2 separate regions of the Homo sapiens genome follow, and region 2 is linked to region 1. Evidence: chromatin contacts called from ENCODE Hi-C or POLR2A ChIA-PET data. All regions are on one chromosome and are shown on one strand. The core of a region is the stretch at or near the end of the contact, and the rest is flanking DNA. Distances in the headings are between cores, read along the strand shown. Region 1 holds the start of MEF2C-AS1 (MEF2C antisense RNA 1). Region 2 overlaps MEF2C-AS1 (MEF2C antisense RNA 1).

Region 1 (5,065 bases), core at 863-3,362:
AGTTTGTGATGCATTCCTATAATAAAAGGGAGGGAATGGTCTTAGTTTTGCTGATAGTCACAATGATGAGCTGGAACTTGAAGATTGTTCAGATCTAGTTGTACTTGCCTATAAAATAAACCTTCCCCTTTCAAGTGAAGCCTTGGGACAGTTGCCTAAATGTTGAGGCCACTCTTCTGAGAGAAGCTACTCACATCAAATACCTCCTACATTGAAGCAGGAGGCTTTTTGAACCATACTGTCCTCATATATTAAAATAGTCATCTGGAGGCATATTGCTGAACTTAACAGGAAATACAACTAGTCATTGGGTTAAACGTAGTGCTAAAAGGAATTTTCTAAAGTGAGGAAATCTTTAGTTAGCTAGATATTTCAATATACTATTGTCTAATCTCATATATTCCATGTTCTATTAATTTTCCCTTCTTGCTTTCACAATATTTTTTAAAAAATAGTTTGGTTTAAACATTTTATGTAATCTATAATTCTACTGGCATGCAATCTTGTCTTTTCATGATTCTATACTAGTTGATGTATTTTATCTTTGGCTTTATTGGGCATGGTATATATTAACAGTTGGTTAGGGCGGGAGGTGCCCAATCTCTAGTAGCCTAAATATTAAAGCCTTTTTTTTTTTTTTTTGTAAGGAAAAGTGTTTATCATGCTTTAACCTTAACATAAGTATCCTCCCTTATCAGTCTCTATTTCTGCTTCCTGTGCAGCTGAAACTCTTCAGGATAAGTGAAGTCATCAGCTATCGGCTAGGGTAGCCTAATGCATTTGGGAAGTTGGTTTGGTTTACATGTTAATGACCTGGATGAAGTCCAGTAAGGTGTGGAAAAGATAGAGTGGGGGGAGGGGGGGAACTCCGAGGAAGCTGCTTCCTCGGTAAATATTTCCAAACTGATTAGAAAGTTCATGGCCCCGCGATGAAGTCGAGATCTCAAATACTGGTAATTATTTTATTATTTCGTACATTACTAACATTAGAGAAACCTTTCGGCTCGCTTTCTAGCGCTCCAACCTCTCAGGGTGAAAACCGCGACTTCTGGGCGTGCAGGAAAAGCACGCTGGAATCGAGTGCTGCAGACATCCTGGACCGTGGTTTTTACGCGTGAGTAACGGAGGAGCGCACCGACCGGTGGAAGAGAGAAGTGGCTAACGCGTGTCCAAAAGGGGGAAAAGTCACAAGAGCAACTATTAGGGTCGCGCTCCTATTGGTCAGAGGAAAGATCCCGACTTTAGAAGGACTTTCCTGCTGGCTGGCTCGCAGCGTCCCCGGAGAGCAAGCGAGCGCGCCGCAGCGGGAGACTAGGTTCTCTCCGAGCGTCCTCCGCAGAGGCGCCGCGAGAGGAGCAGGGAGCCGCAGCTCGCCGTGTTGTCTTCATTTCGTGCAATAAAGAATTGTCATTAGGTTTGCGTATGGCATGTGCTATTACCCCACCGTAAAACTAAAATTAGCAAAATGTCAGGAATGGAAAGATTGATTCACCAAGATGCAATTATCATTTAAAAGTGCTTGATTGAGGTACTGATGTTCAGTGATTTATTCTGCATACCATATACATAATTAAAGTAGTGTAGTGGAGTAATTTATCAATCTAGTTGAGACTGGAGGGGTGAGGAGGGAGCTGCTGTATGTTTGTTTTATTAAAATGCTCCGAGGTCTAGTCCCGCCCCCCTTTTGCAAGAGTGAAACTGATGATTTCTCCAGCTCGCGAGGAAAGAGTCAACGGTTTGGGATTGTGGGGGAGAGAGAGACGGAGAGAAAAAGGCAGCGCGAAGCAAAGGCAAGGACAAAATTAAATAAAGGGGGAAAAAAGGAGGCAAAAGACATTTCATCGGACGTGCTGCTTAGAACCCCAACCATTCGTGCTCCGTCTTCCCTACCACCCCCGCCTCCCCTCCCAGTATCCTTCAATCCCCCCCGCCCCCACCACCCCCAGTCTTTTTTACGCGATGTTTCAAACGCTGTGAGCTGTTCTCCTTTTCCCATTCGTCTTCTGTCACTTCCTTCCTGGACGCAGTTTTCTGGACGAGTCTGGTTACTTTTAATCCGACCGGCCGCTGAGAGCCACTTTCTCCTCCTCCTCCTCCTCCTCCTTCTCTTCCTCCTCCTTCTTCCTCCTCCTCCTCCTCTTCCGAGCGGCCTCGGCGCGCGCGAATGCGCGGCCCCGCGCCCCCCCCCTCGCGCGCGCTCCCCTCGCGCGCGCGCACACACGCACACATCGTCTCCAGCTCTCTGCTCGCTCTGCTCGCAGTCACAGACACTTGAGCACACGCGTACACCCAGACATCTTCGGGCTGCTATTGGATTGACTTTGAAGGTTCTGTGTGGGTCGCCGTGGCTGCATGTTTGAATCAGGTGGAGAAGCACTTCAACGCTGGACGAAGTAAAGATTATTGTTGTTATTTTTTTTTTCTCTCTCTCTCTCTCTTAAGAAAGGAAAATATCCCAAGGACTAATCTGATCGGGTCTTCCTTCATGTAAGTACCCCTGATATTTCTCGAGGAAATAGAAAACCCGGGTATTGTCTCTAAAATCTGCATCAATATATTCCACGGCACTGTGTCTATCTATCCCTGTGCCTTTTTTGAAGGCTGAAGTTGAGGCTCGTTGTGCATTCTTTTTCGTTAGATTCCATGATTTCCTTGTTTGTTGCTAAAAGTAACTTTTTAGATAGTCGTATCCGTTTGCCATCAGCTATTGAAATCACTCCTGACTCGTTCCTGTCACACCAGTGTATTTAAAGTTTCATGAAGTTAGTTCACGTCATTAGCATGTTTGATATGGTGGAGCGTGTGGAGCCTGGTGGATTTTAATATTTCACAGCATGTTCTGTGACCTTGAAGTAGACGCCTTAAGATTTAGCAGTTAGTTCACTGTGGAAAGATGCTCCCATGAGTCCCCCCAAAGACACTGATTTGCCCTGGGTTATGCTTCTGAGCCACTAATTCTTGGGATTAGTTTGACCTAAAGCATGGCTGTCTGTCAGAGTATACCTTTGTGCATTTCCTTCCCTCACCAAAGTGCCGGCTTGACAGAGGGCTTCTTAATTGGTGTGGACAAAAAGTAATATCCCTGCCATAGTAGTCTACACATTTCACAATTCACGTTCGATTTCAGCATATGGATTGCTGTTCAGGTCAAGTCAAATACATAGCTGTTTAAAAGCAAGCAAGGTTAAGTCACTTAAATTGCCTTCTCTTTGGACTTGGAATGAAAGTTACCAAACTCGATGATAAAGTTTGTCACAAAGGAAGTATATATAGATGTGGCACATTGTTTATTTTATTATTAAATATTGTGGAAGTATTTAAATTTAATGCTAATGTTACCTTCCTTCCCTGAACATGGCTATTGCTTTTTAAAGGAAATTTTATATCTGAATCACTTCTGACTATTCTAAGTCCAGTAGTTATCATTCTTTGGGGAGAGCCTTTTTTTGTCACATTTTAGGAATGCGTGTCTTTTGTATAAAATACTTTATATGTAAATGCTGACAGTAGACTAAGTAGAATTGGGCTCTCTGCCAGTTCCTTAACCGGTCCTCAGTGGAGAATTGCTTTGACACAAAGTGCGTTTTACTATTGTGAATCTGAAACTAACTCTAATAGTAACTGTCTTATGAAATGCTTGGGGACTGCATATAATTTCTAAGTGCTATAAAGGAAACTCCAGCCACCTCATTATACCAGTCCAAAAAAAAAAAAAGCGACTAGCCTACTTTCACTGGCACCTTGCAATGGAATTGTGGTTGCAGAGTAAAGATGTTTATGTGGAGTATAATAACTCCAATCCCTAGAGACTTGGTAGGACATGGAAATGTGACCACCTGTGAACCCCGTTTAACCTCGTATTGCATACCAATTTTAGCTTTAAATAGATCAACAATCTCTAATTTGAAACTAAAACATCTTATTTAATTTTAAAAAATGTCAGTTTTGGCTAGTCTTTAAAAACATTCAGCATGTACCAATATGGTATAAGCAGTATTTTTGTTTCTCCATCAGTTTCAACTAAAGATAATGCAGTTAAAAAGCCATATTATTGTCTTCCAGTGTATGCATGAAATTAAGTTAAAAGAAGTAGTTCTAAAGCAAGACTCAGAACTTGATAGGTAAAATGAGATGTCCCTATCTAACATCCTATTTCAAGAGGAAAGAAATATTTTAAATCAAATATCTCATTCTATTTGTAGAAAAGTACATTTAGCTATGTATTCTGCTACTAACTCAATTCTAAAAGTTTTCATCAAAACAGTCTTTAAACATAACATTTGCTTAAAATTTGGTTCTCCCGTCAAAGAGACAGTAGGTGGCTGTTACCTTTACTTCAAATTTTACTAAATTTTATAAAAACCTACTATTTTTATTAATATAATTCACACAGCATTCGAATGTTTGACTTTTTTTCAGACTTCTTAGGAAAGGCAGCATTTTACTTCATTCATTAATTGCACCATTTACGTCCTGATTGCTGTGCATGTGGAATATATTGAAAGATAATATTAAAGTGTAAGTTTTATTAAATGTTAATTTGTTTTTTATTTCAATAACAAATGAGCAATTTATAATAAAAACAGTTTTCCACCTTTTCTGAGCTATTCATATTTTAAAAGTGTGCAATCACAGATATTAACTTTTCAAGAGAGAAGCACATTAATACTAGATAACTCCATGAAACTTAGATAACAAGAGGCACTTTGCCTCTTTTCTTCTTTGTAAACATGTTCATTTTGAAAAATTTGGGGGAAAAGATACCTGAAATTTTTTCCTTGGCCCTAACTTAACGGAATCAATAAATTCCATAACACTGCAAACGTATCTTTCTAATAAATACTTTATTTAAACTTCTTTTATAAAGAACAGCACTGAATAACTCCTTAGCATATCTTAACATTATCTTTTAAAACTTTCTTCTGTTTATTGTAGTATATTTTGTGGTTTTATTTCTCAACTCTAAAGTGTGGTATAATTTGAGTCTATGAAATCTCAGAAAGTGACAAAAATGGGGAAATAGCTGTGCAGCAATACTTGTGCTACATAACAACAAAGACATAGT
Region 2 (5,226 bases), core at 2,033-4,532, 460 kb before region 1:
AACCCAGGAGGCAGAGCTAGCAGTGAGCCAAGACTGCACCACTGCACTCCAGCCTGGGTAAAAAGTGAGACTCTGTCTCAAAAAAAAAAAAAAAAAAAAAGTTAATATAAATATATTCAAGGATTTTTTAAAAACAGATAATATGTGAAATGATGGGAAATCTCAACAGAGAAATACAAACTAGGAAAAGAAAACAACAAGTAGAAATTTTAAAACTGAAAAATAATATAATTGTAGTAAACATCTCAAATGCATGGGCTTAACAGCAGAGTGGATATTGTATAAGATCAGCTAATAAAACTGTCTAAAGCACACAGAGGAAACCACTGAAACAGTGAGTTAGGGCACAGTGTCAAGGGTCCAATACGCATGTGATAGGACAGGAGACAGGAAATGACAAAAGCAATCATGGTGAAAAAAATCTGAGCACTGCTCAGCTTTGTGTGGGAGGAATTGACTGGAAAGGAACATGAAAGAACTTTGGGGAAAGACAGAAGTATTTCATATTTTGATAAGTATGTAACACAATTGTATATACTTGCCAAATTTCATTGAACTACATACTCTTAGAGTCTGTTCTTTCTATTGATTGTAAATTATATCTCAATAAAAAATAGAAGAAATCCGAGGGACAATGACCATCAGTTAGTATCATTACCTGATCTAAGCACGAAAATACTGGCAATTACCTTGTCATTCATGAAATCTTGTATAACTTTAGCTCTCACTTTAACAAACTGTTAGTTTCATCTCCTCCCTTTCTGCTTTTTTACAGCCTCTTTCAGTGATCCTTTTCTTCATCCCACTGTTAAACATTCATATTTCTAAGTTTATGTCCTTTTCCATATTTTATCCCTACTTTATGCATTCTTTCAAGGCCTAGGATATGCACAATGCAGGTGTTTAGTGTTTGAGAGATTGACGAACAAATGGACATATAAATGAATAGATGGGTGGGTGGATGGATGGATGGATGGATGGCCAGCTAAATAATGAGTACTCTCCTGGCTATCCAGTCATTCAATTTATGTGCCAAGTACTCTTCTGGGTGCTGAATATACAATTTTGATCAAAGCAAAAAAAAATCCTGTTTTCTAATGTTTACATCATAATGTTTGTAGTACAATCTTGGTTCAACTGTTAAGTTCAGACTCACATAATTTCTCAAATAAGGGCATACCTACCTTCAATTTGTACCCTCTAAGTCAATGCCAGAGTAAAATTACTAAGATTTATATATGATTTGTTACTTCTATATAAAATCTTTTTGATATTTAATGTCCATGTGTTTATGCACACTTTTTGGCATGTTCAACCACATCCTACCTTAACATTCTATGTTCTAGTCATATAACAGTTTTGCTGTTCACCACTCTCACTGTGTGTTTTTACATAAGGTGTTCATTCAGTCTAGAATGTCTTCTTTCCAACTACCACCCTCAGTGTTACCTATCACAATTCTCATTCATTTCCCAAGACTGCTTAAACGGTCTCATTGATATTTTCTTGACCTTCCAGACAGAGTTAAGGTTTTCTTCTTAAGGGTTTTTTCAGTCCTCCCTAGTTCTCTGTGTATAGGTTTGTGTCTATAAGCTGGGTGTTGGTACAGGTTACCCTGCCATAAACAAAGCATGCAATGACATGTAAGAAAGAATACAGTAGAAAAATTAGGGGTATTTGGTATTATTACCAAATAAGGCACTGGGTATCCACAAAATCAAATTCATGAGGGAGCAGAGGGAAGAGTAGAATATAAGAAAACAGAAGTGGGATCCAGTGTTCCTAAGCAAAGATCTCTGAGGACAGTCTGCAGCCAGCTATCAGGTACAACAGGCTGGGCTCCTCATCCACACCCAGGTCCCAGGGATAGATGAAGGAGCACCTATACCTTTCAGGGTGGGGTACAAAAAGCCTACAAACCAATAGCTGGCTGATCAAAATTTTTACAAAGATCATTAATGACCAAGAACACTGGGAGCGAGGAATATTTTTTGCCTCAAACACAGAAAACTCATGACAAATTTTGACTTCTACTGAATCCTCAGCAGGCCACAAGAATAATGTTACCATTGAATTGGCTATGTAATATAGGCAGCTGATATGGGCTAGTTTGGGAACATAGGCTGATACTTTCTCTCAAAAGGAGCTTGTTTTATTTGTTGTAGTAAACTTGTTTCTCCATTTAGGCAATGAGGCCCTCAAAGGCCATGTTAAGTTCTTCTCTACATCTACTACCATGGATGGCTTATTGTAGGCACTAAAAATTGTCTTTTAATAATAAATTAACAGTTTCCTGCAAGTAGAACAGTATTCACAAAAAGCTTTCTTTAGTCCTTACACATTCATTCTTTGTTTGGAATTGTGATAAGTTTTGTTGCCATGAGAACACATTGCCAATTAAAATTTTGTTGAGAAAATAAAGATGTCACATTCAAATATCAAATAAATAGGTCACCTCAAACTCAACTAATAAGTTTTGTAGTGCATAGATAAATAATCTTTCTCTATTCTATTTTTTCATATCACAAATGATTATTTTAATATCATTTATAATTATTATCCAAATGCACAAAGTCATTTTTCACCCATGATAAGTGGAATGGACTTCCTAGACATTTCAAAGCAGTTCCCATGCCATTCAGTAGCATACAGATTCAAGGAGGTATTAACAGATGCATCACATGAAAATAAGTTAGCCATCCTGATCTCTCTCAAAGATTCTCAATGCATTTTTACATACTAAAGGCTCCAAGAAGTCTATGTGGGGAGAGATTGAATTTTAACTCACAGATCTCCAAACAGTTTATCACAACACACTTCTTTTATGACAAATTATCAGCCTTTGGAACACTGCTTTCTGAGGATAACAGTTTAAGATATTTCTTCTGAAAAATAATAGCTGTTTTCTTCTAGGAAGACATGGAAATATATATAGTGAAATTATAATAGACTTTGGAATTAGAAGCTATAGGTTCAAATCACCCAAACTTGTTGTGACTCTGTCATCCTGGAAAAGTTCTTTAACTTCTCTGAAGATTATAAAGACTGTCTCACAGGTATAAACTGCTCAATAAATACTGGTTTTATTTTTCTCACTTTACAACACCTCCCATATTCTGATAATGGACCAAGTACCGGGCTGTGGGCCCAGCTGGGGGTTAACATCCTTTAAACAAGTGGTGAGCCTAGCTTGTAGCACCTGTTCTTCTCGTGAGCCAGGTGGGGCATAGTGATATTGAGACTAGCAAAAGATAAGTGGGGAAGTGGTTATTCCACCCACACATTCTCACATGTTGCAAAATGCAGCTGGTGATTATTCTCTCAAGAGGAGTCTACTAGCATGAATGCCAATGAAAATAAGTCCTTGGGTCCTGTTTGGCACGTGTGCCTTAATTACTGACCCCCTACTCTAGGGAGGTCAACAAGAAAGAAGGTCTCTTCTTTTCTTTGCAACGGTATGAAAATGAAACAATCATAAAATCTGGCAGGAGAGTTAAGGTTAATAATTTTCAAAGAGAGTACTTGGAGGTTTCTTTACACTATAAGCACTATATAATCAAAAGTTTTCTTTTTCTGTATTAAACTATTCAATGTTAGTTATAGATCAAAATATTAAGTGTGTATTAAAACTTTTGCATTTTATAAAGTCATGAATAGATATGTTTTCCACAAATTTTAAACAGATGAAGCTTTAACCTAAGAACCTTTTTTATTAGTTTCTTCATTTTAGTTTATCCTAAGAAACGAATAACTAGTAGAGCACCGACAAACATTTTGGTGAAAGGGGTATCCCTGATTAAAATAGAGCTTCAGCTCTCTATGGACACATTGTTCACCCTCTCCCTATCTCACCCCCACCCTACCTACACTCCATCCCAACCCATGGCAAACTATAAGCCAAAACACATACCATGTAAGCTGTTTCTCCTTTAGAACAAACTTCCTTGGTCAGATTTCCTCACAAATTGGTTATATCTTCAGAAGAATTACAGCAAATTGAGGAATACAAATTGAAACCCACAAAAGACTGAAAATTAAATGTTTAAAAATAAAACTACATTTTTTTTCTTGGAAATCTAGAGGAATGTCACAAGATTCAGAACTCACATATTTCTAGGGACTAATTCTGTGGTTGAACCTAATGTCAGCTATATTATGGTTGGTTGGGTGACTCCAGGAGGAATGAACACCTGAGTCAGGAAGATGCCCAGCAAACTCTACAAATGAAAGGCAACACAGCAGCATCATGCATTCTTTTTTTCTCTTTCTCTTTTTTGTAATAAGAATGTGAAGTAGTTCCAGATGGTGTGCAAGTGGCCAGACTCAAACAAGTTACTAAGCTTGTTGGCATGAAAGAAGCTGCTTAGTGGTGACATACAAGTACAGAATCCCCACAGTCCTGCTTCCTGGTGAAACTGGAGAAAACAAACCAACAATAGAGAAATGAGTACTGTAATTTATCTTGGAGGCCAGTTAGGTTGTTTATCCCAAACTACATTTTGATTCCAGTTACAGTTTAATTATGAGTATTTGTTCTCTAACAGAGACTAAACAAAGGGTAACTATTTTCTTTTATCTTTTTCTTTGTTATGAAAATTTCAGTTTCATGTTTGCCTATCCTCTCTCTTTAAATAGTATCTTATACTATGTGAATGCATTCAGCCCAATTTCTTCCCATTTGCATGAAGTTTCTAAAATAAACAATAAGATCAGAAGTTTTTACGTATAAGAAATGCATGACTTAATAATGCCTTATGTATTTCTGTAAGCTTTTATTGCATCTATTTAACAAGTCCCTTTGGTTATAAAGGAGACACTACCATGTATCTCTGCCATCAAACTATTGACATAAAGTTTCAGACTCGGGGAAACCCACCAAGTCAAGTTACCCACTCCAGTAGCTACTGTCAAGATGTTTTTGGTTTTGACCATGAAATGGGAAGTTATAAATATATGAAAGGCATGTGGGTGATGTTCATTCTCTTCTGTGTGCCTCATACAGCTCTTCTCCCAGGGCAGCAGTAGCTGGGATTTGTCTTCTTGGTTTCAGATCACATATGCTCTTTACAAAAGATATTCAGTATTTGCTTTTGCAACTGTTCAAAAGTTACTTTAAGTGCATAATTTTTATCAATTATATTGCCAGGAGGTTTTTTCCTTCTATCTAAAACACCCTGCACTATGCTCGCTGCTACTTTTTATGGTGGGAAATTATGTTTTCCCTCT

Evidence for each region. A loop is a pair of places that touch in the nucleus more often than their neighbours do. ChIA-PET counts read pairs that join two places held with the same protein, here RNA polymerase II (POLR2A). Pooled maps may share reads with other maps.
Region 2: a loop to region 1 is called in a map of GM12878, with 4 times the contacts of the local background. The contact joins the enhancer-like site here to the promoter of MEF2C-AS1 in region 1. A Hi-C loop is called at or near these places in 1 of 168 maps with a recorded cell type or tissue (GM12878), 36 of 37 single-sample maps with no recorded cell type and 8 of 50 pooled maps. POLR2A ChIA-PET finds 5 or more read pairs at or near these places in 2 of 52 experiments (B cell and activated B cell).

What each region holds. Positions count from the first base shown.
Region 1 is chr5:88,880,377-88,885,441 of GRCh38, reverse strand. MEF2C-AS1 (MEF2C antisense RNA 1) reads right to left here and starts at 2,112. Exons shown (of 10, transcript NR_136219.1): 1 at 1,957-2,112. It overlaps MEF2C (myocyte enhancer factor 2C), which reads left to right and starts at 2,258. Exons shown (of 11, transcript NM_002397.5): 1 at 2,258-2,487. RefSeq lists an enhancer at 1,151-1,200.
Region 2 is chr5:89,341,912-89,347,137 of GRCh38, reverse strand. All of the region lies in intron 7 of MEF2C-AS1 (MEF2C antisense RNA 1), which reads right to left. Among named protein-coding and RNA genes, the nearest start is that of LINC02161, 240 kb to the left of the region's middle. RefSeq lists an enhancer at 4,248-4,297. Within about 2 kb of position 3,282, at least 3 of the 41 ENCODE cell types and tissues checked have a DNase peak (open chromatin) inside an H3K27ac peak, as active enhancers do; they include B cell and GM12878, where a contact is called at or near this core.